Linked DNA regions of Mus musculus: region 2 is linked to region 1. The links are chromatin loops, found by intact Hi-C in ENCODE. Cell type or tissue: heart. All regions are shown on one strand. Links, peaks and the distances in the headings refer to the core of each region. The heading gives the core; the rest is flanking DNA. Region 1 overlaps Gm39663 (a long non-coding RNA gene). Region 2 overlaps 6030407O03Rik (RIKEN cDNA 6030407O03 gene).

The links. Peaks named below come from ENCODE experiments on the same cell type or tissue, not always from the same donor. Only the 100,000 strongest peaks of a DNase experiment are listed, where the experiment ranks them.
Region 2: it touches region 1 in a loop (5-fold over the local background); 2 of 42 quality-filtered maps call a loop at or near these places.

Annotation. Positions count from the first base shown.
Region 1 is chr1:72,730,727-72,733,638 of GRCm38, reverse strand. The region is part of intron 1 of Gm39663 (a long non-coding RNA gene); the gene reads left to right. Among named protein-coding and RNA genes, the nearest start is that of Gm39663, 5.6 kb to the left of the region's middle. In heart, for the core only: no CTCF peak of the experiment used is centred there; no DNase peak of the experiment used is centred there.
Region 2 is chr1:73,626,201-73,629,112 of GRCm38, reverse strand. The region is part of intron 7 of 6030407O03Rik (RIKEN cDNA 6030407O03 gene); the gene reads left to right. Among named protein-coding and RNA genes, the nearest start is that of C530043A13Rik, 98 kb to the right of the region's middle. In heart, for the core only: no CTCF peak of the experiment used is centred there; no DNase peak of the experiment used is centred there.

The sequences.
Region 1 (2,912 bases), core at 104-2,603:
TGTGGGGATGCAGACTTCTGTACGCATGCTCAACCATCTCTAATTTGCTGCTGTCACTAGTTCCCAAGGGGGTTCTGAAGGCATTGCTGAGGGAAGCCACCAGCCTTTGTAGAGGAGGTACGGCAGGCTGGAGCAAGTCTAGAAGCAAGGGCAAAGGGATTTAGTGCAAGGAGCCGGCTTAGCTTCATGAATTCCTTTGTCCCCTTACTCACGCTTTCCTGCCACATCTTGTTCAGCTGTAGACATGCCCGGGCTCCAGGCAGGGACAGGCAAGCTGGGGATGTTGAAAGCAAAGGACCTCCAGGCTCTGGGCCGTCAATCCAGCCTCCACCCTGACCGCTGGGCAGAGCCCCACCTCAGCAGAGCCCTCCTCACTGTGGTCCTCGGTCTCCTCATATGGAGAGCGAAAGGTTAGCTCAGGTGTTCTGACAGGCACACCTGCTCAGAGCTGGCCTTCTACAGATAAATATATACTGTGCCGATGTGGAACACACTGGGCCTCTCCACTGTCTGTCTTCAGGGTGAGTCCAAAAAGCAGACTCCACCCTTTGTGGCATTCTTTCATCTAGTTAGGGCTTTTAAGGACTCGTGTGTGTCCAGCTCTGTGGAGATACAAAGTAAATGAGAGTAAGGTTGACCTTCCTAAACTGTTTTAGGAGCTACACAGTGACCCCAGGCAAGCCGGGTCCCCAAACAGAGGCTGAGGACTCAGTACAGACTTGCCATGCTCCATGTGACTTCATTTCCATGCTTTCATTAAAGCCTCAAAGCACACCTAGGCCCATTTTACAGATAGGAAAACTGAGACTCTGAAAAGTCACCTGGAGGTCAAATGACTGTTGAGAGTGGAACTAGACTCTCAGTGCTGGTTTTCATTGGTTTCTTAAGTCTTTCCTGGTGAACTGTGTCTTCTAGCATAATGCCATCGGGTACCTGTGTGGCTACAGGACAGAGATGATACCCTTCCTTCCTTCCTTCCTTCCTTCCTTCCTTCCTTCCTTCCTTCCTTCCTTCCTTCCTTCCCTCCTTCCTTTCTTCCTTCCTTCCTTCCCTCCTTCCTTTCCTCCTTCCTTCCTTCCCTCCCTCCCTCCCTCCCTCCCTTTTTTCTTTCTTTCTTTCTTTCTTTCTTTCTTTCTTTCTTTCTTTCTTTCTTTCGATTTTATCTATTTGTTTTATATATGATGTATGACTACACTGTAGCTGTCTTCAGACACACCAGAAGAGAGCATCAGATCTCATTACGGATGGTTGTGAGTCACCATGTGGTTGCTGGGACTTGAACTCAGGACCTCCGGAAGATCAGTCAGTGCTCTTAACTGCTGAGCCCTCTCTCCAGCTCACATTTTTTTTTCATATAAGCCCTTCCACAGCAGCAGAAGGACCACTGAACCTGAAATGAAAACATTCCTCCAGAACCAACACTCTCTAGAAGCCATGAGGGTTTTTTTTTTTGTTTTTTTGTTTTTTTGTTTTTTTTTTGTTTTTGTTTTGTTTTTTCCTTCCCTGAATCTCAGTTTCCCTATTTTAAAACCACAGTGAGGGTCTGGGCTAGTATGATGGTGACGACAGCCAATGTTCACAGTCGTGCTCAGCTGCAGCCCTGCATGACTTCTGCACCCAAGCATAGCACTGAACCATGAACCACAAAGCTCAAAGCAGAAGACAGTATCGCCAGAACCATAAAAATACAGAGAAACCCCAATAGATCCCAGTGGTTGCTCCAAATGGGTACCAACCACTAAGCTGAGTTTTAGAAAAAGATGAAGGTGAGAGATGATGCACGCGGTGGTCCCTTTCTCATCCCATCTTCATGTTGGTCAAGTTCTGTGTAGCCTTCGATTACATGTGAATCTTCAGAGACTCGGGGCGGGGCCAACAAAGCTTGAGGATGGTTGTGGTGGAAAGACAAGATCCAGGCCTTAAGGACGGGAAGGATTTAGACAGCGTTACAGGCAAAGATTCGAAGAAAAACTAAAAGACCTTTTAGGGACTCCGGTGAGGTCACCAGTTAGTTTTGATGGGAATTATGAGGAAGCTAAGGAGAACTAGGGAGCATGGGTATTCTAAACGCTGTCAGGAAGTTTCAAATGTAACTAGCCAAACAGACCTGTAAGCTGTAACCCTAGCACTTGGGAGAGACAAACGCAGATCAGGATTTCAATGCCAGCCTTAGCCACGAAGTAAGTTCAAGGCCAACTAAGGCTGTAAGAAATTATAGTTTTTTTTTTAAAACCAAGACAAATAAAATAAAATGTAAGTTGATATCCTAATAGCAACTCAAATCTCTATTTTTGAGTACTACTAATAAAACAAGGGTTTCTTGTAGAGATATTTGACCCTACCAGAACTCTATAAACAAGTCTATGGATGACCTGGAACATCTTGTAACGCCAGAAAAGAAGGAAGTAATTTTTCAAATCCTCAAAATTATCGTCATTGTGACATCATGGTATATATTTTATTTTATGGTTCTTGGCTCACAACTCCCTCGTTAGGTATGGGAAAAGAAAGTAGGGTTTTTCTTTCCAAGTGTGGGGGGAAGCCCTAATCTGCCCCTCCTTCTTGTCTCAGAGGTGTGTACCGAGAAGTGACCTGACTCGCTGTGTCTGACGGCAGGCCAGAAGAGCCTGAGTGGGAGTCTAGGTGCATGGAACAAATGCAGCACGGGGCTACGGAAACTGCACAGGCAGGGCTGGCCTCTCCACCCAGGCTCCCACAGCCCCTTTGTCCAGTCACATCTCTCCCTGCCCCCATCATACTTACTCAGTGATAGCTTCACCAAGATTCAAGAGCACTGCGCTAGGAAGCTTGGAGGTAGCTAACCATGCAGAGGAACCTAGGGGTGTTCCACAAATGGAAGTCCCCTGTCCTGTCTCCCACCTCTCCCAAAACATCTCCTTACCTGCCCATGG
Region 2 (2,912 bases), core at 213-2,712, 900 kb before region 1:
CTGGCATTTCTCAGAGTCCCAATCTCAGGGCAAACTCCTTGTTCCTTTCGCTCGTACAATCTCCTCATCGTCTTTACCCCAATGTGTCCTGAACCTTAGGCACAGGACTTGGGTTACAGATATATCATTTGGTACTGGCAACCACTGCATTTTGTTGGTTGTGGTTTTCTGCCTGTTGCGAAGAGAAGCTTCCTTCATGAGGGTGAAGAGGGAGTATAGTCACCAGTGGGTTTAAGTGCAAATATTAAGAATGTAGTTAGGGATTAGTGTCACCGCGCTAGGTGAATTTTTAGCATTCTTTCCCACTGCCACTTTACTCTGGTTTATTACTCTAGTCATGTTTTAAAAGCAATTCTGCGTCTTTCTCCTGTTTCTAATGGGCTCTCCCTCAGGGTGGAGACTCTCTTCTGGGCATGCTCAGATCCCATTCTCATTTTGGTTCTGCCATTTCCAGCTGTGAAGTTGATAAATATTTCCAATTAGCTCTTAATTTAACTAAAATAAATTACCTTTAAACAACTACTCAAAATCAAGCAGAACTATAAACGATATTCATTGAAAATGTAATTTAAAATTTAATTTCCATTCAAGTTACCTAAAAGAAATCAAAATTAGTGAGAGAGGGGGAAAAAAAGTCCCTCTTTGAAAACCAGAACATGCCAAGGACCTTTTGTGGAAAACACACAGAATAATTGAAAGACTCACTGTTTCCATTAGCGGCTGGGATATGTGGATTCTAGAAGCTTGATGAATTAGTGGCTGAGCAAAGTGGCCTGAGAACTGCTTTCCTGGGAACTGAAAAGTCAGAGAATTTGTTTTTTAAAGGGTATTCTTTGAGACCATTTCCATGGAGCTGAAGGATTCCTCTCAGTCTTACCTCTTCTTCTGGAGCTCTCTAGAGTCCCCATCCTTGGGACTCTCCAGATGGCTTCATTTCCTGGCTCCAGATTCATCTTGAAAGTCCAGATATGGGTGTGGGATGTAGAGGTCAGATTCATTTACTCTCTTCCAGGCTCTGCCATGTCAATGGGGCGGGCTTTGAAAAGGTCCTGGTGACATGTGGCATCCTTGTTGCCCCTGTGACCCTGCTCTGAGAAACTTTGGGGGGGGGGGTAAACTTGAATCCTACCTGTGAGTAAAAGAAGACAAATCAAAGCCTCTAATTCTCACTCTATAGGGATCTTCAGACCACTAAGGCCAGGGTTTTCTTGGCCTTAGGACTGTGCATATTCTATGCCTGATGATGCCTTAACACCAATGTGGTCCTGTGTGTGGGGAGATTTTCAGCAGCATCTCTAGTTGTCTTTTAGATTCTTTTTCCTTTTCCATCTCTTGTTCTTCCCATTCTAATTCCCCTGTGTCCACTGGCTACCAAATTCATGCTCTCTTCTTTAGCTCTTATTGTTACACATGTATGCACACGCATGTGCACACACATTCATATACACACAGAGAGGCAAATACAACACATTGAGTCCATTTAGTGTTGCTTGCATGTATGTGTTTAGGTTTGACCGCTAAGCATTGGATAACCTACTGACTGGCAACCTCATTCCTAGTGAAGGTAAGTCCCTGTTGTTGAAGACACCAAATACTTCAGACATGGGATTTAGAGGAATCAAGATGGAATTGATCTGGTAAACTCCTTCCTGAGACTGGCCCTCATAGTATGTGAAGGTGGAGTGTAAGCTGCTAAAGGAGAAAAGCAGTCAATAGTCCTACCAGCTGCAGAGCCTGTGAACTACAGAGACTAGCGTGGCAAGCTAGCCTCCAGGGTATAGTCCTGATACAACTTGGAGGTAACCAACAGCTAACTGGACTTTCCGTTAGATTCAAACAAGACTCCCTGATTTGTGACAATCAGCAGTCTCCAGTTATGATCATCTATTTCTTAGAGGAAAAAGTAATTCCTGGTTGAAACCCAGTGATCCACTTTCCCATGTAATGTAGAACTTTGCTTTTCATTGCTCACCATACACCTTGGGAACACTTCTGGAGCCTTTGAATACACCTCACTTTGGTTGGTAGTCCTGGGAATAGTACCACTGGTACCACAAGACAGGTGTTGGCCTGGACGCATGAACCTCAGGTCCTGTTTCTGTGTTTCAGCAGTTATGACCTGAACACATTTACAAAGGTATTTCAGCTTGTTTCTGGCTGTGTCCTAAACCCCATTTCACAGCTTTGCTGGGAGGATGTAGTAGACATGTGTAGAAAACATTTAGCCCTTTGGTGTGTTTGTCAACTGTGATCAATTTATGGGACTCAGAAATCAGCTTCAGCTTCCTCCCCTTGGTTGCACTTCCCTGAGCCATGCAGCTTGTTGGCTCCTTGGATCTCACTACTGCTCAGAATCCAGCCCCACCTCCCCCAGGGTATCCCTTTACCCTTCCTCCTTCTCAGCAGATGAAACTCTACAGACCTCCACTGCCATCTTGGCCAGTTCCAAGATGACAAAACACTGCATGTTCAGAGGTGTTCACCATTAAGTCATGTGTATCTAGGTGGAAATAAAACTCAGGGCTGGTACCACAACGAGGCTAGAGACCTCCTCACAGGCTTTATCTGAGAGCTTTGCTCCTGTAGATGCTGCTGTGGGCACTGTAGCAAGGTAGCCATGTTAGAAGTGGCAGATGAAGGGCCTAGAAAAAGCATGCTTTTTTGCAGAGACGCTATCACTGGGCACCCCAGGAGGGTCAGGTTGAGAGATGGAGGCCACACTGTACTTGACATCTTATTCTTTGCCAGTTGCTCATTTGGAATCAGTTCCTCACACTTTCCAGGAAGTATAAATGAGACACAAACCCTTAGGACTAGAGATCTGAGATGCCACCTGACTACCCAGAGCAGCCAGTGTCTTCTAAACAGTTAAAAAGGTCACCCGTGTCAGGGAGCTGGCTGGTGTCCCCGTG